2 separate regions of the Homo sapiens genome follow, and region 2 is linked to region 1. A link is an interaction called in ENCODE POLR2A ChIA-PET data of the cell type or tissue named here. Cell type or tissue: endothelial cell of umbilical vein. All regions are shown on one strand. Each heading gives the region's core, and the rest is flanking DNA. Links, peaks and the distances in the headings are about the cores only. Region 1 overlaps ZDHHC14 (zDHHC palmitoyltransferase 14). Region 2 overlaps ZDHHC14 (zDHHC palmitoyltransferase 14).

Region 1 (12,130 bases), core at 4,407-9,406:
AGAAGACCTGGATTCAGGGCCCAGCGATGCCATGAAAAAAGTCAACCAATATTTATGAAGGATTTACTATAAGCCGGTGCTGCACCAGGGGTTGCCGAGGGCCGCTGGGGTCCTGGGAGGGCTCTGCTGGGCTGTCTGATGAGCACAGCAAGTCTTGAGCCCGTCTTGCCACCCATTCTGATCTGATCTGTTCTCCTGGCCCTTAAAGAGTCAGCTTTCTAAATGCAAGTCCCATCAAGAAACTCAGGCCCTCCCATACAGCACACAATCCATGAACCTTCTCTCTCCTTGCACGATCTTCCATGGAGCCTATGCTCAAAACACGGTGGCCTCCTTGGGTTTCCCTGAGCGGGCAATGCTGTTTTCTACTTCCAGGCATTTGCACGTGATATTTTCTCTGCTCGGGATTCCCTCTCCTGCTGTCTGCGCAGATAATCCTATCCTTTGAGGGCCAGTTCCAGCTTCTCTTGTGAAAACACTTTGCAAGCAGAGTTACTTGTTTCCTCCTTTGGGCTCTCACTGCGCCTGCCTTGTTTTATTTATCCAGCCACTAGATCTGTATTGTGCTTCTACTGGGGGCCAGCCCTGGGCTCTGAGCTGGGGACACAGCAGGAACTCAGACTTCTTCTCTGCTGGTGGTGTTTACAGGCCAGAGGGAAGACCCAGTACCGATGATGTCAGGAGGATTTGTTTCCAGATCTTCCTGCTGCTCCAGGGCAGTGACCACGGCCTATCCACTTTCAAGTCCCCATCATCCAGCAGAGAGTCTAGCACATAGGAGATGCCCAAGATGGAGGACTGCCATGCTCCCGCACCTCCACCCTGCCTGGGAATCACAGCCACAGGCCCTCAAGTGCTGCAACGCTGTCCACCAGGCAGGCCACTCTTGTGCCTATAGCCCCTCACTTGCAGAGGACACCTTTCCAAGGTGCTCTGTGGATCTGACTCTTTCAAAACTTATCCACAAGCTGCTGCTGATCCAGAGCCAACCTCGCATGGCCAGGTAGCACCCCCAAAAAGGGCCGGCTGAGAAGGCCAGCTGTGTACCTCAGGGAGCCCCGCTGTTCTTTCTTCCACACAATGCATCCAACAGCTGCCTAGGCCCATGGCTTTCAGACACACTTGCATCCAGGGCAGATGGGAACAAGGGGGCTTGAAACCCAGGGCTTCACATACCAACCTTGGCACAAAGAAACTTTTTCTTCAGTGTTCTAGCCTGAGGCCAGTGGCCAATCATGAAGTCTTTCTCTCATCTGGAGATCACAAACACCTGTGGCCTGTGTCATGTGGCACAAAGAGAGAAGCAGAGGGAGGGTTCCTGCTCTACTCAATTTTTCTGGTTTTGGGTTTTTTTTTTTTTTTTTGTATTTTTGGTTTCCTTTGGTTGTTGGTAACAGTTGTGCCTCTGCCTCTTTGGGCTGCTCTTTGTGGCTTAAATACAGCAATTGAAAAAGGAATAATAGGCATTTGCAATAGCTAGTGGGTCAAACACTAGAATTTTGGGGGGAAAACCTCTAGCAGTTAGGCAAGTGTATATGAGTCAGTATATTTATTTATTTATTTATTTTTTGAGATGGAGTTTTGCTCTTGTCACCTAGGCTGGAGTGCAATGGCGCGATCTCGGCTCACTGCAACCTCTGCCTCCTGGGTTCAAGCAATTCTCCTGCCTCAGCCTCCCGAGAAGCTGGGACTACAAGCTCCTGCCACAACACCCAGCTAATTTTTTTGTATTTTTAGTAGAGACGGGGTTTTGCCATGTTGGCCAGGCTGGTCTCGAACTCCTGACCTTAGGTGATCCACCCGCCTCGGCCTCCCATAGTGCTGGGATTACAGCCATGAGCCACCGTGCCCATCCCAAGTCAGTATTTTTCAAGGAGATTTTTATACACAAGCATTTTGAAAGAGTATGTAAAATGGTCTCTTCCTTCATATAGTCCCCCAACCAATTGGTGGACGTTGCTGGCATGGAGACAGAAATAATAACAGCACTTACATCTAGTGTTACCCTTGCAACCAGCCTGTGGGCAAAAATTAGGGGAGCTGGGGATGAAGAAATTGGGGCTGTGCGGCATGTGGGCTCAAGGATGGGAAGCTGCCCGTTGACAATTGTTTCACACAGAATTCCTGGACTTGCTGGAGGCCTTCTATCAGCTGTTTAACTTCTGCCTGTGACTTCAAGTAAGTCATCTTTTCTTCCTGAGGGAATAGCAGAGCACTTCCATCCTGATAGATCCATTTGTCTCCCATCAGATTTATTCCTGCCCCAAATTCAGGGATCAAATATCTATGTGTTACCATATAAAGTAACTGGACTCTGCTTTCTTACAATGCAAAAGGAAAAATCCCAAATTATAAAAGATGTAGAGTAAGATTCTTTCCTACCATTGCAGCTGTAGTGGTAGTGCCCTAACTGCCCTTGGGCTGGGGAAGGAACAAAGGGCCTAGTCACTATGCTGGCACCTCCAGCACACCACAGCCACCAGAGAGGAGTCCCGTCTCTTCCCTGTGAGCCCCCATGCCCCACTCTTCAACAAGTAGAGTCCCTGGCTCAGGCCAGCAGTGCAGCCTCCCTGCCCCAGTGTTCACTCCCATCCAGACCAGTAGCTCAGCAGTTCTCTGAGGTGCAGCTCCTAGAGGCAACCGAGATCTCCTCGGCCACTGCCATTGCAAGGGTGCTGCCTTGCTGCCCTTGGACTGGGAAAGGAACAAAGACCCTGAGTGCTTCAACCATACTGCCAGCAAGCTGCAGTTGCCCTAAGGAGAAGAGGCCAGGCTGTCTCCCCTGGGACCCACCCACCCACCCTGCTCATCACTGGAAAGGGTCCCCTCCACTTAGGTCCACAGCACAGCTGCCCCATCCCAGGCCAATCGCAATGATTGATCATGGCTCTGCATCTCTTGGTGGGTGGAGCCCCACAACAGAAGTGAAAGGCCCTCTGCTACAACCACTGCTAAGGGCCCTTCCTCTGCTGCCTCCAAGCTGAGGACAGAATATAAAGCCTGAGCTTACCCCAGAGCTGCAGTGGGCATCCTGGGAGTGCCAAGCCGAGATCTGCAGCCAGCACCTAAGTGGGAGAGGAGCCTACACCTCAGAACACTGAGAGGGCACACAGCTGAAAATGTGTGGAAACGCCAAGGAGCTGCATGGCTGAGGAAGAGCCTACCTGCTGGCCCTTACGTTTAAGTGCCATCTACTGTATCAAAGCCCAAAACTTCAACACCAAAAACAAACAAAACAAAAAAAGCAGAACAATAACAACAAAACAAACGAACCAACAAAAAAAAAAACACCTTTGGTAATATACTCCCCATGCGAAACCAAGGACAATAATTAACTATAAATAAAGACCTTGCAAAAAGCCTTGGTCCTCTGAAAACATCCAGAAAAGTCTACTGACTGTACTCAACTTACATCACAGTTAAAGGACCACCAGCCCACACAGATGAGAAAGAGCCAGCCCAAGAACTCTGGCAACTCAAATAGCCAGAGTGTCTTCTTTCCAAACAATTGCATTAGTTCCCCAGCAAGGGTTCTTAACCAGGCTGAAATGGCTGAAAGACAGAAATAGAATTCAGAGTATGGATAGCAAAAAAGATGATTGAGATTTAGGAGAAAGTTGAAACCCAATCCAAGGGATCTAAGAATTGCAATAAAATGATACAGAAGCTGACAGATGAAACAGTCATTATAAAAAAGGACCAAACTGATCTGAAAAAGATAAAAAACGTACTATAAGAATTTCATAATGAAATCACAAGTATTAACAGCAGAACATACCAAGCAGAAGAAGGAATCTCACAGCTTAAAGACTGGCTCTGAAATAACTCAGTTAGACGAAAATAAAGTAAAAAGAATGAATAAAACCTCTGAGAAATATGGGCTTATGTAAAGAGACCAAATCAGCGACTCATTGGTGTTCCTGAAAGAGACAGGGAAAAAGTAAGCAACTTGGAAAACTATTTCAGGATATTACACATGAAAACTTCCTCAACCTTGCTAGAGAGGCTGACATTCAAGTTCGGGAAATGAAGAGAACTCCTGCAAAATAATACACAAGAAGAATATCCCCAAGACACATAATCATCAGATTCTCCAAGATGAAAATGAGAGAAACAATGTTAAAGAAATGTAGAGAGAAGAGGCAGTTCACTTACAAAGGGAGCCCTATCAGGCTAACAGCAGATCTTTCAGCAGAAGCCCTAAAAGCCAGAAGAGATCAGGCTATATTCAGCATTCTTAAAGAAAAGAATTTCCAACCAAGAATTTCATATCCGGCCAAACTAAGCTTCATAAATGAGGGATAAGTAAGATCTTTTTCAAAGCAAATGTTGAGGAATTCCTTGCCACCAGACCTACCTTAAAAGAGGTCCTGAAAAGAGCACTAAATATGGAAAGGAAGGACCATTACCAGCCACTACAAAAACACACTCAAGTACACAGACTGGTGACTCTATAAAGCAACCACACAAACAAGCCTGCATAATAACCAGCTAACAATGTGATGACAAGATCAAATCCGCACATATCAATACTAACTTTGAATGTAAATAGGAAATGACCCAATTAAAAGGCACAGGGTGGGCTGGGCATGGTGGCTCACACCTGTAATCCCAGCACTTTGGGAGGCCCAGGTGGGCAGATCACTTGAGGCCAGGAGTTTGAGACCAGCCTGGCCAACATGGAGAAAGCCCAAATCTACTAAAAATACAAAAAATTAGCCAGGCATGGTGGCGTGTGCCTGTAGTTCCAGCTACTCAGGAGGTTGAGGTGGGTGAATCACTTGAACCTGGGAGCCAGAGGTTGCACTGAACTGAGACTGTGCCACTGCACTCCAGCCTGGGTGACAGTGCAAGACCCTGTTTAAAAAGAAAAAAAAAATGTCACAGAATGGCAACCTGGATAAAGAAGCAAGACCCAATGACCCAATGGTATGCTGTCTTCAAGGGACCCATCTCGCATGCAGTGACACCCATAGGCTCAAAATGAAGTGATGGAGAAAAATCTACCAAGCAAATGGAAAACAGAATAAAAGCAGGGGTTGCTATTCCTAATTTCAGACAAAACAGACTTTAAACCAACAGAGATCAAAAAAGACAAAGAAGGGCATTACATAATGGCAAAGCATTCAATTCAATAAGAAGACCTAACTATCCTAAATATATATGCATTAACACAGGAGCACCTAGATTAATAAAGCAAGCTGTTAGAGACCCACAAAGAGACTTAGACTCCCACACAATAATAGTGAGAGATCTCAACACCCCACTGACAGTATTAGATCATTGAGGCAGAAAATTAACAAAGATATTCAGGACCTGAATTCAATACTGGACCAAATGGACCTAGCACAAACATCTACAGAACTCTCTACCCCAAAACAAGAGAATATACATTCTTCTGATTGCCACATAGCACGTACTCTTAAATTGACCACACAATCAGACATAAAACAATCCTCAGCAAATTAAAAAAAAAAAACATACCAACTACACTTTCAAGCCATAGCACAAGAAAAATAAAAAATCCATACTAAAAAAATTGCTCAAAACGATACGATTACATTGAAAATTAAACACCTGTTCCTGAATGACTTTGGGGTAAATAATGAAATCAAGGCAGAAATCAAGAAGTTCTTTGCAACTAATGAGAACAAAGATCCAACATACCAGAATCTCTGGGACACAGCTAAGGTAGTGTTCAGATGGAAGTTTATAGCACTAAATGGCCACATGAAAAAGTAAGAAGGATCTCAAATTAACAACCTAACATCATAACTAGAGGAATTAGAGAAGCAAGGGAAAACCAATCCTAAAGCTACTAGATGACAGAAATAACCAGAATCAGTGCTGAACTGAAGGGAATTAAGAAACAAACAAAAAACATATAAAACATCAACAAATCCAGGAGTTGGTTCTTTGAAAAAATTAATAAGATAGACTGCTAGCTAGACTAATAAAAAAAGGAGGGAAATCCAAATTAACACAATTAGAAATGGCAAAGGGGGCATTACCACTTACCCCCAGAGAAATACAAAGAAAAAAACACACACACACACACACACACAAAACACAAAAAACCCAGACAGTACTATGAACACCTCTATGCAGACAAACTAGAAAATCTAGAAGAAATGGATAAATTCCTGGACACATACAATCTCCAAAGACTGAACCAGGAAGAAACTGAATCCCTGAACAGATTAGTAATGAGTTCCAAAATTTAAGCAGTAATAAAAAGCTTACTAACCAAGAAAAGCCCAGGACCAGATGGATTCACAGCCGAATTCTACCAGATATATAAAGAGCTGGTACCATTCCTACTGAAACTGTTCCAAAAAAATGAGCAGGGACTCTTCCCCAACTAATTCTGAGGCCAGCATCATCCTGATACAAAACCAGGCAGAGATGCAACAAAAAAAGAAAACCCCAGGCCAATATCCCAAATGAATATAGAAGCAAAAATCCTCAAGAAAATACTAATAAACTGAATCTAGCAGCACATCAAAAAGTTAATCCACCAAGATCAAGTAGACTTTATCCTTGGGATGCAAGGCTGGTTCAACATACATAGATCAGTAAATGTGATTAATCACATAAACAGAACTAAAAAATTTCCCAAAACCACATAATTATCTCAATAGGTGCAGAAATAAAAGAGATGTGAATAAAATTCAACATCTCTTCCTGTTAAAAACCCTCAATAAACTAGGCATTGAAGGAATATACTTCAAAATAACAAGAGCCATCTATGACAAACCCACAGCTGACATCATACTGAATGGGCAAAAGCTAGAAGCATTCGCCTTGAAAGCTGGCACAAGACAAGGATGCCCTCTCTTACCACTCCTATTCAACATAGTACTGGAAGTCCTGTCCAGAGCAGTCAGGAGGAAGAAATAAAAGGCATTCAGATAAGAATAGAGGAGGAAGTCAAACTCTCCCTGTTTGCGGATGACATAATTCTATATCTGGAAAACCCCAGAGTCTCTGCCCAAAAGCTCCTTGATCTGATAAACAACTTCAGCAAAGTTTCAGGATATAAAATTAATGTATGGAAATCAGTAGCATTCCTATACACCAACAACATCCAAACCAAGAGCCAAATCAGGAACACAATCCCATTCACAGTTGCCACAAAAATAATTAAAAACCTAGGCATACAGCTAAACCAGGGAGGTGAAAGATTTCTACGATAAGAGTTACAAAACACTGCCAGAAATCAGTGATGACACATACAAATGGAAAAACATTCCATGTTTATGGGTAGAAAGAATAAATATTGGCTGGGCATGGTGGCTCATGCCTGTAATCCCAGCACTTTGGGAGGCTGAGGTGGGCGGATCACGAGGTCAGCAGATTGAGACCATCCTGGCTAACATGGTGAAACCCCTTGTCTACTAAAAATACAAAAAATTAGCTGGGCGTGGTGGCAGGCACCTGTAGTCCCAGCTGCTTCGGAGGCTGAGGCAGGAGAATGGCATGAACCCGGGAGGCAGAGCTTGCAGTGAGCCGAGATCGCGCCACTGCACTCCAGCCTGGGCGACAGAGTGAGACTCCATCCAAAAAAAAAAAAAAAAAAAAAAAAAACACAGAATCAATATCATTAAAATGGCCATAGTGCCAAAAGCAATTTACAGATTCAACACTATTTCTATCAAAGTACCAATGACATTCTTCACAAAATTCAAAAACTATTTTAAAATTCATATAGAACTAAAAAAGAGCCAGAATAGCCAAGGCAATCCTAAGCAAAAAGAACAAAGCTGGAAGCATCACATTACCTGACTTCAAACTATACTACAAGGCTATTGTATCCAAAACAACATGGTACTGGTATAAAAACAGACCCATTGTATTAGTCCATTCTCACACTGCTAGGAAGAAATAACCAAGACTAGGTAATTTATAAAGGAAAGAGGTTTAATTGACTCACAGTTCCACATGACTGGAAAAGCCTCAGGAAATTTACAATCATGGTGGAAGGCAAAGAGAAGCAGGCACCTTCTTCACAGGGCAGCAGGACACAGTGAGTGCAAGCAGGGGAAATGCCAGCCACTTATAAAACCATCAGATCTCGTGAGACTCACCCACTATCACGAGAACAGCATAGGGGAAACCACCCCCATGATTCAATCACCTCCACCTGGTCCTGCCCTTGACACATGGGGATTATGGGGATTACAATTCAAGATGAGATTTGGGTGGGGCCACAAAACCTAACCATATCACACATAGACCAATGGAACAGAATAGAGATCCCAGAAATAATGGTACACACCTACAACCATCTGATCATTGACAAACCTGACAAAAACAATGGGGGAAAGGATTCCCTATTCAATAAATGGTGCTGGACTAACTGGCTAGTCATAGACAGAAGATTGAAACTGGGCCCCTTCCTTACACCACATATGAAATCAACTTAAGATGGATTAAAGACTTAAATGTAAAACCTAAAACTATAAAAACTCTGGGAGATAACTTAGGAAATGTCATTCTGGACATAGGACCTGGCAAAGATTTATGATGAAGACACCAATAGCAATTGCAACAAAAACAGAAATTGACAAATGAGACCTAATTAAACTAAGAGTTGTTTTACTGAAAAGAAACTATCAACAGACTAAACAGACAACCTACAGAATTGGAGAAAATATGTGCAAACTAGGCATCTGACAAAGTTGTAATATCCATAATCTGTAAGGAGCTTAAATGAATTTACAAGAAAAAAAAACAACCCCATTAAAAAGTGGGCAAAGGACATGAACAGACACTTTTCAAAAGAAGATATACATGTGGTTAACAAGCATATGAAAAAAATGCTCAACAGCATTAATCATTAGAGAAATGCAAATGAAAACCACAATGAGATACCATCTCACACAGCAGAATGGCTATTATTAAAAAGTAAAAAAATAACAGATGCAGGCTGGCTGCTGTGGCTCACGCCTGTAATCCCAGCACTTTGGGAGGCCAAGGCAGGCAGATCAGCTGAGGTTCAGGAGTTTGAGACCATCCTGGCCAACGTGGTAAAACCCCATCTCTACTAAAAATACAAAAATTAGCCAGGTGTGGTGCCAGGTGCCTGTAATCCCAGCTACTTGGGAGGCTGAAGCATGAGAATCACTTGAACCTGGGAGGTGGAGGTTGCAGTGAGCCTAGATCATGCCATTGAGCTCCAGCCTAGGCAACAAGAGTGAAACTCTGTCTCAAAAACAAAACAAAACAAACAAACAAAAAAACAGAGGCTGGAGAGGTTGCCAAGAAAAGGGAATGAAGGGACTGCTTATACACTGTTGGTGGGAGTGTAAATTAGTTCAGCCACTGTGGAAAGCAGCATGGTGATTCCTCAAAGAACTTAAAATAGAATTACCATTCAGCCCAGCAATCCCATTTTTGGGTATATACCCAAAGAAATATAAATCATTCTACCATAAGGACACATGCACATGTATGTTCACTGTAGCACTATTCACAATAGCAAAGGCATGGAATTAATCTCAATGTTCATCAGTGGTAGAGTGGATGAAGAAAATGTGGTACATATACACCATGGAATACTATGCAGCCTTAAAAAAGAATGAAATCATGTTCACTGTAGCAACATGGATAGAGCTGGAGGTCATTACCCTAAGCAATCTAATGTGGGAACAGAAGGCCAAGTACTACATGTTTTCACTTACAAGTGGGAGCTAAATGATGAGAACACACAGACACAAAGAGGGGAACACCACACACTGGGGCCTACTTGAGGGTGGAGGGTGGGATGGGGGAGAAGATCATAAAAAATACCTGTGGGGTAGTACCTGGGTGATGAAATAATCTGTACACTAAACCTCCATGACACGCGGTTTACCTGTATAAGAAACCTGCACATGTACCCCTGAACCCAAAATAAAAGTTAAAAAAAAATTCTTTCCTTACCGAAGGATTCGGAACAGTGGCATAGCCTGGTGGATTTCAGTTTCATAGACCATTAACCAGCTGACAGAATGCCTGCCAGAGTGGTAGGAAGCTCTGCTAAGAGGAGTCAGTCAGAATGAAGATGAAGCATCTCTCTGCATTAGGATGTAAGTCACAGGGCAAATGTGCTTTGCTTTAGACTCAAGTCTCTGTGACTATATCTATTGAATTTGCTGGAGTACAGCTGTTGGATGCTACCAACACACAGCTGGTGGATCTAACACATCTTAAATTTTCATAATGCTCATTTTAGTCGTGCTCTGTAACATTCAGGACATAAACTACCCAACCTTGGAATGGCTGACCTATCATGAAAGAAGATGGTTACTTTAAGAGTCATTGAATATAATCTCTGGGCTTACAGTCTGTAAACTTCCAAGCCCACAGGAAAATATTAACAATGATTAAATGTTAGACAAGTCAACTCCTTTTATTTTAACTGTTTGGGAAAAAAGTAGAGCAAATTCTGGTCTGTCTATATACATTGTTTCGGTTTCCACTGGAGAATTAAAATGTGAAATTTTCTTAATAATATATTGCAGCAGCTTTTTCTTTATGAATTCTTATATACAGATATGCACAGGAAGACTCAAGAAAAGGCAAGGCCCCCAGTCCTCCTCTTCCAGTTAAAATCCTTAGTATGTCCGTTTGTCTTAAACATTTTTCTTCAAGGATGGAAATGGATGCCTGAGGAAGGGCTCATTTGGGCAGTTTCAAACCCAAGCCACATGCAGGCAGCACCTGGAGCATCTCCTCTGCTTAGTCCCCTACCCATCACAGGAGGAGCAAAGAAGGCCTGCCGAGTCAGAAGCAAGAGAGCGAGGAACATGGAAGGGTTGGGGAGGCCAGGGCCAGGGCGGGCCGCAGGCAGCCGAGTAGTGAGTCCTGCAAGGAATGAAAGAAACATGGTGTTCCAGCCCAGTTTGCCTTTTCCTAATCATTCACTCAACACCTATGAGCATTGAGGGTTCTCTGGTGGGCAAAAGGGAGCTGGTGCTTGCCTTCAAGGAATTTACGGTCTGTTGGAGGGCATATATTAATTAAATAATCACACAACAAAATGCATTGCTGCACACTGTGTATGTTTTAGTTAGAGAGCAGGAGAATCCACCTGGGGCAGGAACTCTTCCCAGAAGCAGCAGCATTTGAGCCAGGATCTGGAGGCTGATAGAGTAGGCTTTCCCTAGACAATGTGTGTGGGGGTGTGCACACTCGCTGGGAGCAGGGAACCAGGCACTTCGGGCACAGGGGGCAGCTTGTGTCCTGGTCCCAGGACAGGAGGGAGATGTTATATTGAGGATATGGAGGGAGGGCTGTGTGACCAGAGCACAGTGTAAGCGGGAGATCTGAGAGAGGAGGAAGGCAGGGGCTAGGCCACACAGAACCCTGTAGCCACATCTGGGATGTTGGCCTTCATTCTGAGTGCAAAAGGAAGCTGTGACTGTTAATTTTATGTGTCAACTTGGCTCAGCCATGTGCCAGTTGTTCGGTCAACCACCAGTCTAAATGTTGCCATGAAGATATTTTTTAGATGAGATTAACATTTAAATCAGCAGACTTTGATGTAAAGCAGATTACTCTCCCTAATGAGGGTGGGCCTCCTCCAATCAGGTGCTGATCTTCAGAGCAAATACTGAGCTCCCCCAAGGTAGAAGAAATTCTCAAGACTTCACGGTAGAAACCCCGCCTGCTTCCAGCCTGCTGCCCTGCAGGATTCAGGCTCAAGATGGCAACACCAACTCACCTGACTTTCCAGCCTGCTGGCCTGCCCTGCAGATTCCAGACTTGCCAACCCCATAATCGGAACAAGCCAATTCCTAAAATAAACCCGCCTCTTCCCTGCCCCCCATACATATATTCTGTTTCTCCAGGTATTTCTCTAGAGAGCACTGAATAATACAGAGGCCAAGAAGGGTTCTGTATTGTGTGGTAAAGTGATCAGGTAGGCAATTAAGTCATATCACATCGACTGCAGTATCAAAGACAAATCGGCTAGGGAAGAAAGAATGGATCTATGCCCAGTTAGGAGGGATCTGGAATACAAGCTTGAGACGATGTTAGCTTGAAATAGGGTGGTGGCCATGGTGATGGAGAGAAGTAGATACATTCCAGAAACTTTAAAATGGGGAAACCAATGATGAATGGACGTAATGAATGAGAGCCAGGC
Region 2 (12,130 bases), core at 4,412-9,411, 93 kb after region 1:
AGTTGAAGCAATAAAGGCTTAAGCTGAGGAAGCAAAATGGCTAAGGTTGCTCAAAAGCCAGAGCCAAGCCAGGGCCCTGCAGGGCTCCTGCGGGGAGGACCACTCTTCTTTACAAACAAGGGTACCCCAAGCCACATAAAGCCCCACTCCTTGCTTCCAGCTCTTGTCAGGCATTAAAGGTTTGATATCCAGGTGTGGCCTTGAGCTGAGCTGACAATTAGAGCTGAGGACAAGCTTGAATAAGAGGTGCCATGGGAGCGGCAGAGGGACACAGTGACCCTGGGCAAGAACCAGTCCCCCAATGCTCCACAGCCAAGGGCGGGGATTGTGTCACCTGTGTGTGCCGGCCTACTTCCCAGACAGGACGGCGGACCTGGGTGCGCAGACACGAAGCGGGCACTTCCCAGGAAAAGCTTCTGCACCCCAAAATGCCTGAGACCCTCAGGACAGCATCGCTGCTTTGGAAGTTCCAGGGCTGTGCCCACACAGCACCCATCCTGATGGTGTCCATCCCACTGTCACGGATGTGGCTCATGCTTTTCTGGGTCACCTCTCACAGCAGTGGGCCTGTGGGTTGGGAGGGCTCCCCTATTGTTGAATGGTTTCCCAGGAAATTCGTCTGACTGGCATGCTTCTGGCTTCAGGGGATTTGCAAACACTCTGCTGCCAGGAGAGGCCATCACTGAAGCTCCTGGAGGAAGGCTCCCTCTGTGTGTCCGGCCTCTGCAGAGCCCTCACCAACAGGGCTGACTTCTTTCCCCTCTCCGCCTGGAGCCCGGGCCTGTGCCAGCCCTCAGACCGTCCCGCTCGCCCTTGCGGTGGCTGGTGTTTATCTGCCTGCAGACAGGCCTTCATCACAAGGTCACGGGTCCCCAACTTGCCTTTCCGCCTCCCCCTTTCATCCTTGACTCCTCTCTTCCTGCGCCCACATCCAATCCATCAGCTCTTCCCTAGACCACATCTCATGTCCTGCCACTTCTGTACCTACAATGACACAGCCTGGTCCCAGTGCCACCATCTTTGCCTGGATCATTGCAGTAGCACCTCAGTCTCCTTGCTTCTGCCTTTCAAGTGCCAGGGCAAACTTTTCAAACCTAAAAGGTGACTCCCCTGCCTCAAACCCTCCAGAGGCTTCCCACCCCATACTGACCTCCAGGACCCTCCCCTGCTGTAATATCTTATCTCCTTGTATCCTTCCCTCCCTGCCTTCCCTTCCCACAGCCTTTCTTGCTGTTCCAAGAACTAGCCAGGTCTGTGCTCCCAGGGCGCGCCTTGCCTGGAATGTCTTATGCAAAGCACCCCTCCTCCCATCTGGGTCCCCACTCACGCCTGTCTCTTCTAAAATCACCCTGCTCCTGGCCACTCCCAAGCACCTCACCTCCTGGTCTTCCCCTCCCGGCTCTCAGCACCTACCTGTCCCATGGTAAAGTGATTTCTTCATGCCCTAGATTGTAAACTGCATGAGGCCAGGGGCTTTGCTTAGTTCACTGCAATAGTCCCAGCAGGTAGAACACAGCCTTCCGCACAAGACACTCAGCAAATGGATTGAATGGACAAGAAACAGCGCCTCCTCTTCTGTGTCTAATGCCTGGCGCACAAAAGAGCAGGAGTCTGCCCCCAAGGCAGAATCATTCCCCAATTCTGGAACTGGCTGTGCTGCTGATCAGGGAGCCTCCGCCTTCCCGCTTTCCCGCTTTCCCGCTTTGCCGGTTTCCCACTTTCCTGATTTCCGGTGGTGGCTGAAGGGGAAGGGCAGAGAGCAGGCCGGGCAGGCAGCGAAATGCCCTGAGGTCTTTGGAGTAAAGAAGGGCAAGGTGGCTGGAACTTAGCGAGTTGAGGTGGTGCAGGACAAGGCTGGGGAGGAGGTCAGTGGGGTTCTTGGCAGGACGGTGACTCCAGAGTGCACAGGGAGACTACAGTGGCTGGGGGGCGGGGGCGGAGGGGGGATGTTGAGGGTCAAGGCTCAGGTGGCAGAGAAGCCAAGGGAAAAGGCCGGGTTTCCTCCCCGGTGAGAGGGGACAGTGACAGCACCTGCCTGGAGGGCTGCTGGATGGAGCACCTGAGGTGCCGCAACCAACACCGGCAACTGGTGCTGTGATGAAGGCGAGGCAGTGTTCTGGCGGGGAGCCCCGGCTTCCCTGGCCGGCCTGTGGTAGGGACCAGGAAGTGGCGCGGTTACTCAACAGGTGAGCTCTGTGCGCTTCTGAAAATGGCAAATCCGCACAAGACGTAATTCGACAATCAAAAGAATTAATCCTTAGGATTACGCTTGCATCGCTGGCCACTCACAGACTGTCATTACCATCACTCTCAGCCTTCCCAGGCCCATTCCAAAGCTTTTACCTGCCAGTTTATGAGCCAGAGCTGTTTAATCAGGTGAGAGCCAGAGTCACTTGTCAATAAGGCGTCCTGTTAGTGAGACTCAAGCCAGAGCCAAATGACGGCCCCAGGCCTGGGGACTCCCAGCCAAAGCAGCTGATTTGAGCCTTTGCTTCTGAGTTTAACAAATTAAATTTTAATGTAGAAATTCACATTCAGCTCATTCACAGAAGTTGATAAATAAAGAAGAAGAAACCGATATAATCTCATTATAAAAGTATTCATCAAGTCCTACAGTTTTTCCATTTACAAAGTCTCAAATTCATCTCCTTTCTTTTCATGTCCAGCAACACTAACCTAGCCCAATCAATCATTCCATAAATATTTATGGCATGCCCACTATACGCAAAGCAGTGTGCTCTGGGGACCACAGAATCAATGTAGTTCCTGCCTTTGGCTCTAAACGAACACAGAAAAAGCTCAGAACGTGGCCTCATCCATCCTCAGCAAAAGACAAAGCCTCACAGAAGAAAAGGGAAAGGGAAAGGATAGGTGTTGAGCACGTCTGTGTACCCAGACCAGCCGAACATACCTCTCCCCTTCGAATAAGACTGTCTACCCTGCAGGGCGGCCGCATACCCTAAATGCGACCCACAGAACGAGGGGACAAACGGGGGCAAGAAGGGTACTGTCTGACGCAGTCAGAAGCACTGGTATTGAGGATGAGGTGCAGTGCGGGAAACGGCACCTTGCCCATGCCAGCCAGTGACAGGCATCTCAGGCCCTCCGGGCACATTTGAGCCACCCTGCCCTCCTCCCCCTTCCCTCCCTAATACCTCTCCTCTGCGCCCCCACTCCCTGCTTTGATTCTCTTATATGCAAAATAGGGATACTTATCTTGCAACATTATTTTAATAGTTAAATAAGATAACTGTTGCAGAGCTCCCTCCAAAGTGCCTGGTATTGATAGGCATTCAACAACTGGCAGAACAATAGCTGCGCCATTAGTCTTATCACTACTGCCCTGAGATCTGCTGGCCCTCCCTCTGTGGCTTCATTCATTCCCTTTCCTGCCCTCCCCGCTTCTTCACCCACTGGCCTTACGCTCCTTGTCTTCTCTACAAGGCAATAATGACACTTCCTTCAAAGTTCAAGTCAAGACTCAACTTCTCCAAGAGACCTTCCTTGACTTCATCCTTGTGCCAGAAATTCTCCTGTGTATTCGTGCTTTCAGCATCTCATACACAATTCATGTTACATTATGCTTAATTATAGGTTGCCTTAAGAATTTTCTAGATAATTACAAGTGATAATTAGTTGACGGTTTCATGTAGATATACCTTGCCTCCCTAATTAGAGTAAAAGCTTTTCAAGGCCAAGGATCACATCTGCGCTTCTTCATTGCCTGCTGACCCGGTGGCTTGAGGAGTGTGTGCATCCGTATGTGGAATACATGCTGGCTTAATTACTTTTCAAATATTAAGCAGATAAAATTACCCAAGTGATTCTCTTAATTCAGATTCAAGCATTTAAAACAGAATTGGAAAACCGTGAATGAACAACGCTTATATCTGTTTAGAGACACCCACAGTAATTTGTGAGACCCTTATAATTTTTCACGCATTCTCTTCCTCTGCCCATAAAAGACCTGTTCCCCCCTCGCCCAACCAGCTTCCCCATTCCGGTAAATGGCATGAGCGTCCACCGTGTTTCTCTATCTAGAAACTGAGGGGGGTCACCCTTGATCTCTCCCTTTCTCCCACTCCACCATCCCATCCCACCAACATCAGAAGATTCCACCTCCCAGGTCTGTCCACATCCCTCATTTCCCCATGACTGTCCTCTCTCTCCAGTTACGGTAGCAGTCCCTAACTTGTCTCCTTCTGCCACTCTTCCCAGCTAATCCTTTCTTCTCTCAGCAGCCAGAGCGAGCTTCTAATGCCACACACCCAATCTTCCCCACTCCCATAGCAGTGAGCCATGATCACGCCACTGCACTCCAGCCTGGGTGACAGAGTGAGACCCTGTCTCAAACAAACACAAACCCTGCAGTAGCTTCCCCGCATCCTGGGAGGAAAACCCAGGTTTCTCCCCTCCCCACTGCTGTAAGAGGCCACGCATTGCGGTTCTTATCTCAGACATCTGCAGATCTGCCACACGGTGTGCCTGGTGGAGAGCGGCTGGGTCACATCTTGGGTTCTAAACATATCTAATTCAGCCTCTCCCTATGAATAACCACCACCCTCCAATTCAGAATCGAGACTGCACCTACACCCAGTGCCTCAACAAAGAGCATTCTAAAATTTAAAACTTCTAAGAAATGAGAACAACGTTTTTTAAACATTCAATAAAAACAACAATAAAAACATTCAAAAAAAAAAACAACTGAAAGAATAAAAAGGTGTTTTAAAAAACCTGTCCATTTTTCTTGCAGATTTCAAAACCAACACTTCTTGTCGGGATTTTCTCTGGTGCAGCATAAATGCTACTACAACGTTTACGAAGGAAGTGATTGCGCATGAGTTTGTTCTATGTATCGGGTTCACATTACAATTTAAGCCTCCAGTAATGTTTTCATTTTCTAAAAATTTCAATTCTAAATATTCCTATGTGAGAAAAGTGGGAATAAAACTCAAATGAGCAAGCTGAGATTCCCTGTGAGTTTTCAGGAATAGTTGTTAATCGGATGAGGCAGGTTGCTTACACCCTCGATTTGCAAACATCTTTATTCCAGACAGATCTGCTGATGGAAGCCCGTTTACTGGTACAAAACACCATAAAGCCGCTACAGTAAACAAACCGCACAGCATCAGGTTATCTTGTAAATCCATTAAAAACAGAGTAACAACTCTTCCTTGTGCTCACGAAATACACATACTCAATTAATCTATGGAAATTAAATGGGTGGCATGATTGCTGCAGACACACCAGCGACACTAAGGCACCTCCACACCGCGGCTCAGAATGCAAACTCCTGGGAAGGGGGGCGGGGTGCCCTGCGCCTGGCAGATAAGCCCATTCATGCAAACGTGTATGCTCTTCTTAAAGACACGTCTGTGAGGTCCAATCAGCCCTACAGACAGCAGTGCTCTAACCTGCCTAAAGACAGACAAATACTAAACTGGTAGTGAGTACTGATAGGACATTTTATGAACCAGCGACCCTTGAGGGAAAGAGGGCTACAAGGAAAATGCAATTCTCCTCTGCAAAGCCAGGTACACTTTGCAATGAAAGAAGCCTTGTGGCCATCTGAGATTTAAAAATTAAGCTCTAAAGTACCCCTAAAAAGGGTATGCTCTTCAGACATCTTGAGTTTCAGATTAAATTTTCTGACTGTCCCTATAGGATGATGGTGCCTGTTAAACAGACACACCCTCTCCTAGAAGCAACGCAAATTGAGGGTTGTTTGGACCACAGGGCGAGTGGATTTCAGATGCAAGGACTCCCAAAGAGAATGCCCTGAAATCCTCGATTGAGTTCAAGTCGGGGAGAAACCCGGCTCCGTGGGCTCCCTGCCAGGAGATTCCCAGGCCTGGAGTCTGATCACAGTGGAGTAGAGAAGATCAGCCATTTTCTCCAAACCAAACTTCCTTTCATACCCGCCTCCCACTACAATTAAGAAGCAAGTTGGTGCCAAATGCCAGGCAAGGTCTGGCTGGAAAGAAGTGGGTGCTGCCTCTGGGAAGGGAGGCCTCCCGGAATGTGGGTGGGGTTGCGTGGTGGGTACGGGATGCCTTCTCTCTGGGAGGGATGGCTTGGATTCTCAGGTCCCACCTGGGCTGCATGTGAGTAGAAACCACTCCTGAGAAAGAGTCCACAGCCATCAGGCAGCAGAGGGGATGATCTCCAGCACATGGCTCCCAGTCCAGGGCATCTTGGAGCTGGGGAGGGGTGGGGGCCTCCTGTGAGAGCCTCTGAGACCTGGAAGGGGCTGGAGAAAGAGCAGCTCCGGGGGACCTGCCTGGATGGGAGAGGGCACAGCAGGAAAACAACACCTTGGCTGCCAGTCATGAGGCTGCCGAGGCTGCCAGTCTGGGTCCTGACATCTCCCTTTAGCTCTTGCCTCTGCCTAATAATAATAGTACTAAAAATAACAACGACAATCATGAGATTTAGAAAAGCTCTGATTCCAACCATGCATGAATCCTTGTGCTGCTGGAAGGCAGTATGCATAGAGGTTAAGTGCTCTGACCTGGGGCTTCATCCCAGTTCCGCCATGCACAGACTGTATGGCCTTAGGCCAGTCAGCGTCTGTACATGAAGGATATTAATCATTTCTACTTAAGAGGGTTGTCATGAGGATTAAATGGCATAATGCTCACCAAGGGCATGTAGTGAAGGTTTAGTAACTACTACAAGTTGATATCACTTTTTTCTTTATTTTGGATTTTCTTTAGTCCTTACAGGTTTGCAAAGAAATAGTAGACAGAAGACCAGGTCAGTGAGACTCCAAATGCCACCCAGGCCCTCACTAGGACCGCGCTGGAACTGAGTCACCCAGCAGAATGGATCAGCTGACCTGCACCTGGTCTCATTTTCCCTTCAACCTCTCTACCCAACTGCATCTCCCTCCTGCCTGAAATCCTTCTGAGATCAGCCCCATGTCCTCCAGGATGATACTCACACTCCCGGCAAGGTGGCCAGGGCCGGGGTCAAAGGGGTTCTTCTACATCCCCCAGCCTTAGGGACAGCGTGGGGAGACAGAGAGGAAGAGCTTAAGGTTTGGTGTCACAAAGACCCAAGTTCAAAGTTTGCTCTTTTAATTATTACTTATGTGTCCAGTAGTTGCTGAATCTTTCTATGTTTCAGCATCTTCACTTGCAAAAGTGCTGCTAACACCTACCAATGCTGTAGCTGGGCTCAGGCCTGCAGGCAACAGCAGCCACTGCCATAGGTGCCTCCCCAGCCCACCTCCTGCATCCTCCTGCGTCTCCTCACCTCATATGAGGCCCAGTTCTCAGCTCACCACACTTCCTTCTGTTTTCTTCCCTTTACACATCCTGTTCTCTGGGTCTCACCCATCCTTGCCACGCCTGCCCTGCCTTCCTTCTCTGCCTGGTTAAATCATATTTCTCTTTGACACTTCCCTTCCAGCACGACCTCCTCTGGGAAGGGCTCTTCCCTCGGGCTCCCTGTGAGCTCCTGCAGCATCGTCAGGCTTCCTCTGCCACCCTGTTCACAGGTCTGTTCTGATTCTCTCTCTCCCTGTCTCAGCATCTCCTATCTCTGGACCCCCAGCCCTAGCACTTGGTAGGTGCTCAATATGTGCTCATGGAAGTGAGAATGGAAATATCTATATAAATGATTCAAGATCTAACTTGGACAATTAAAAACATACACACAGAAGTGAGAATTCGAATTTTAGAATTTCATAGCTAGAAAGAATATTCACATTTGTCTTATCCATTGCTTCATTTTATGTGAAGAGGTGTCAGCCAGAAATTTGTCGACTGCCCAAGATAATACAGGTAGGAGATGCTGTGCTTGGCAAGTTTAACGGAATTGAAATACTGAAGCCATGGCTGAGTGTCTACCATACGGCCAAGTTCACAGGTACCGGTGTAGTGACGCGATTGGATATACCAGCAGGCCGACTCCCTTACATATGGGAGAGCCTTGTTTCTCTTAGCAGTCACCAAGAACACACCTAGAGACTGTCATACAGAGGCCCAGGGCAACTCACTGAACTAATAGCATGGAATGATAAACACCACGGAATAGAACTAACACAGTCACCTCATTGCCTAAGTGCAAAATGGAAAAAAACAAGGATACCAGCTTTAGAAACATTCTTTCTTTTGAGGGGGCACCGAGTTTCACTCTGTCACCCAGGGTGGAGTGCAGTGGCCTGATCTCGGCTCACTGCAACCTCCACTTCCTGGGTTCAAGCAATTCTCCAGCCTCAGCCTCCCGAGTAGCTGGGATTACAGGCACGTGCTACCACACCCAGCTAATATTTTTGTATTTTTAGTGGAGACGGAGTTTCACCATGTTGGCCAGGCTGGTGTTGAATTCCTGACCTCAAGTGATCCACCCGCCTTGGCCTCCCGAAGTGCTGGGATTACAGACATGAGCCACTGCACCCGGCCTTAGAAGCATTCTTTATAGATTTTTTTCCCTTCAAAAAAAAAAAAAAATCAGAAATAGGGGAGATACAAGGGTAGGTTTTAAATTATATAATTTTTAAAAAGATTTAGCCTTTTAAGAGTCAGTCACTGGGGCTCTGCCCATCTCTGCCAGAAATGCAAAATCAATGTGGGAAAAGTGGGACAGGGAGAAAAACCATAAAGCCAGAAGAAAAATGAAAACAAAAATCTAACCACATAAACACATGGGAAAAATCTAAAGAAATCACGTTTGGGCTAAGACTCAGAAAGGAAATTTTTACATACAAAGAAAGATACCAGCAGGATGAGAGAAATCACATTCCAAACTGTCTTGCTCCTATACTTCCTCGTGGAGACCTTTCCTCCAACAAAACTGCCTCCCAGGGGTGGATCCCGGGTGTGTGCAGAGGATGAAGCCTCCCATGTGCACGAAGCTCAGTCCCTGCTGCAGTACAGGGCACCACAGGCACCCCCAGGCCCAAACCTCCCAATGCTGTTGTACAAGTTCACGAGTGATCAGGCTCAGGGCCTCAGGTTCATGTCTAGGTCCAAGAGTCTATAATTCCAACATCTACCTAATTTTATTTTATTTTATTTATTTTTATTGGTTTTTTGAGACAGAGTCTTGCTCTGTTGCCCAGGCTGGAGTGCGGTGGCGCGATCTCGTCTCATGTCAACCTCTGCCTCCCAGGTTCAAGCGCTTCTCCTGCCTCAGCCTCCCGAGTAGCTGGACTATAGGCACGTGCCATCACATCCGGCTAATTTTTGTATTTTTAGTAGAGATGGGGTTTCACCATGTTGGCCAGGCTGGTCGCTATTATTTTTAAATAAACCAAATCTTCTCACTTCTATCAGCTTCACTATCCGGAATTGTAATTTAGTAGGCAGTTTTCAAAGGGAGGGCTTCTGGTCATGGTTTTCTTCAATTGTGTTTGCACCCCAGATCCCTTGGGTGCCTTATTTTTATTTTTATTTTTTTAAGAAAAACTTACCATTTATTACCTTACTGTAAATCACAAAAATCGCCCATGGTAATTGCAGTGTAAATGCTGGAAAAATTTTTGATTGCCCGAAAGGATTATTTCTTTGTAAAATATTAGAGGAAAAACTGGTTTTTTTTCCCCTAGAAAATTTTCTAATAAAAATGAAGAATTTTTTTTTCTTTTAACTTTTATTTAAGGTTCAGGGGTACGTATGCAGATTTGTTATATACCTCTATTTGTGTGTGTATATATAAATATATGTATATATACACATATACATATATATGTATATATACGTATATATATGTATATGTGTATACATATATATGTATATATACGTATATATGTGTGTATATATACGTATATATGTGTGTATATATACGTATAATGTATATATACGTATATATATGTGTATATATATGTATATATATATACACATATATATATACGTATATATACATATATATATAAATAACCTCGTGTCATGCGAGTTTGGTACACAGATTATTTTGTCACCCAGGTACTACGCCTAGTACCCAATAGGCATTTTTTTCTGATCCTCTCCCTCCCCGCACCCCCTACCCTCAAGAAGGCCCCAGTGTCTATTGTTCCCCTCTTTGTGTCTGTGTGTTCTCATTGTTTAGCTCCCACTTATAAGTTAAAACATGAGGTATTCGGTTTTCTGTTCCTGTGTTAGTTTGCTTAGGATAATGGCCTCCAGCTCCATCCATGTTGATGCAAAGGACATATTGTTCTTTTTTGTGGCTGCATAGTATTCCATGGTGTTTACGTACTACATTTTCTTTATCTAGTCTACCCCTGATGGGCATGTAGGTTGACTCCATGTCTATTTTTAACTACACAGAAAGATTTGAGATCACAAATAGAAATCAAAAGAGCACTAAGTCATGCATCTTAAAGTTCCCCAAAACAGAGAAGTCTGGCTTCCTCATGTAGCAAGCGTGTGCACACCTACCCATGTGCACACATACAACATGGAAGGTCCACGGATGCAAAGGGGCTTTACCCACCGTCAAACCTCCTGAGCCACTTCTATGTAATTTCGACAGCAACAATAAAAATTGCCCTTCTAGCAGAGGGACTCTAGGAATTAGCTGGTAATAATCATGAAATGGTTTAAAGAGCTGCACTATGTCTCAGCAAGGCCCATCATCATCATCATTACTGTGAGCCTAAGTTCACTTTGCCATTTTCCCACTGTGATTTTATGTAAAAGAAAGCACATCACCAGTTCAGGGGGAAAAACATATTTCATCCCATTTTAAAGGTATTTCTCTTATGAAGATGAGCCTCACGGACAAATAATGCACTGCCCAAGGCTCCTAGTCAGACACTGTGCATCAACGCTGCCGTTTTGTAAGGCAGAACAATCTTTTGCAAAAAACAAGACCAGCATGAATTGCATACAGAGTGTCAGCAGGGAGAAAAACCAATATTTCTAAAGAATGAGTTGATTAAAGAAGGGCTGAGATAGCAGGGTTTACTTTGCTTCTGTGCAACAACACACTGTATTTGATATACCCTGCAAGAGAATCACATCAAAATGCTGCCCAGAGAGAAAAATATGATTAAAAATGTAATCAGCATGCTTATAGCTACCAGGTCCAGGTCTTTCACTGGCATGCTATCACATCTTGCCTGGATTCACTCTAAAATTATTTTGAAGGCCAGGCCTGGTGGCTCACACCTGTAATCCCAGCACTTTGGGATGCCAAGGTGGGCAGATCACGAGGTCAGGAGTTCAAGACCAGCTTGGCCAACATGGTGAAATCCCCATCTCTACCAAAAATACAAAAATTAGCCAGGCTTGGTGGAGCATGCCTGTAATCCCAGCTACTCGGGAGGCTGAGGCAGGAGAATCACTTGAACTCGGGAGGCAGAGGTTGCAGTGAGCTGAGTTCATGCCATTGTACTCCAGCCTGGGTGACAGAGCAAGACTCCATCTCAAAAAAAAAAAAAAATGATTTTGACATTCTAAAACCATTCGGTGTCATCCAATTCAGACTCGAGAAGACAGCGAAATGTTCACACTGAGAGCAACAATTCAGACCAATTAAGCTGGGGCCTGGACAGGCTGTGAAGACAGTGTTGATCAGCTTGAAAGTAAGGTAGATTATTTAAGGGAGAAATAGCAAATGAAATATAGACGTTGGAGCCAGGCGTGGTGGCTCATGCCTGTAATCCCAGCACTTTCGGAGGCCAAGGTGGGCGGATCACCTGAGGTCAGGAGTTCGAGACCACCCTGGCCACCATGGTGAAACCCCGGTCTCTACTAAAAAAAAAAAATTAGCCAAGGATGATGGCACGTGCCTGTAATCCCAGCTACTTGGAAGGCTGAGGCAGGAGAATCACTTGAACATGGGAGGCAGAGTGAGCCGAGATCGTGCCACTGCACTCCAGCCTGGGAAACAGAGCAAGACTCCATCTCAAAAAAAAAAAAAAAAAAGAAAAGAAAAGAAATATAGACGTTAGGTGTCCTCACTTTACTACAGGCATTCAAACCAAACATCTCCAACTGGCTACTATCAGAGGCCAAGTTTATATTTTGAAACAATTTCCCAGAAAACCGCAACTCTCAGAACATCAAGAAGATCGTGCACTTTTTTTGCAAGCTTTCTTTCTGTGAAGTAGTTTCAGTGGGAATGTCCCATGGAAAGAACTGATCAAGTTATGAAAAAAAAAGTTTGCCTTGCTTAATCA

What was found. ChIA-PET counts read pairs that join two places held together with the same protein. Peaks named below come from ENCODE experiments on the same cell type or tissue, not always from the same donor. Only the 100,000 strongest peaks of a DNase experiment are listed, where the experiment ranks them.
Region 2: POLR2A ChIA-PET joins it to region 1 with 10 read pairs; 3 of 35 experiments call an interaction of 5 or more read pairs at or near these places.

What each region holds. Positions count from the first base shown.
Region 1 is chr6:157,574,648-157,586,777 of GRCh38, reverse strand. The region is part of intron 2 of ZDHHC14 (zDHHC palmitoyltransferase 14); the gene reads right to left. Among named protein-coding and RNA genes, the nearest start is that of MIR3692, 52 kb to the right of the region's middle. In endothelial cell of umbilical vein, for the core only: no CTCF peak of the experiment used is centred there; DNase peaks (open chromatin) are centred at 7,017 and 7,157; H3K27ac peaks cover 1,765 bases.
Region 2 is chr6:157,482,007-157,494,136 of GRCh38, reverse strand. The region is part of intron 1 of ZDHHC14 (zDHHC palmitoyltransferase 14); the gene reads right to left. Among named protein-coding and RNA genes, the nearest start is that of MIR3692, 41 kb to the left of the region's middle. In endothelial cell of umbilical vein, for the core only: no CTCF peak of the experiment used is centred there; no DNase peak of the experiment used is centred there.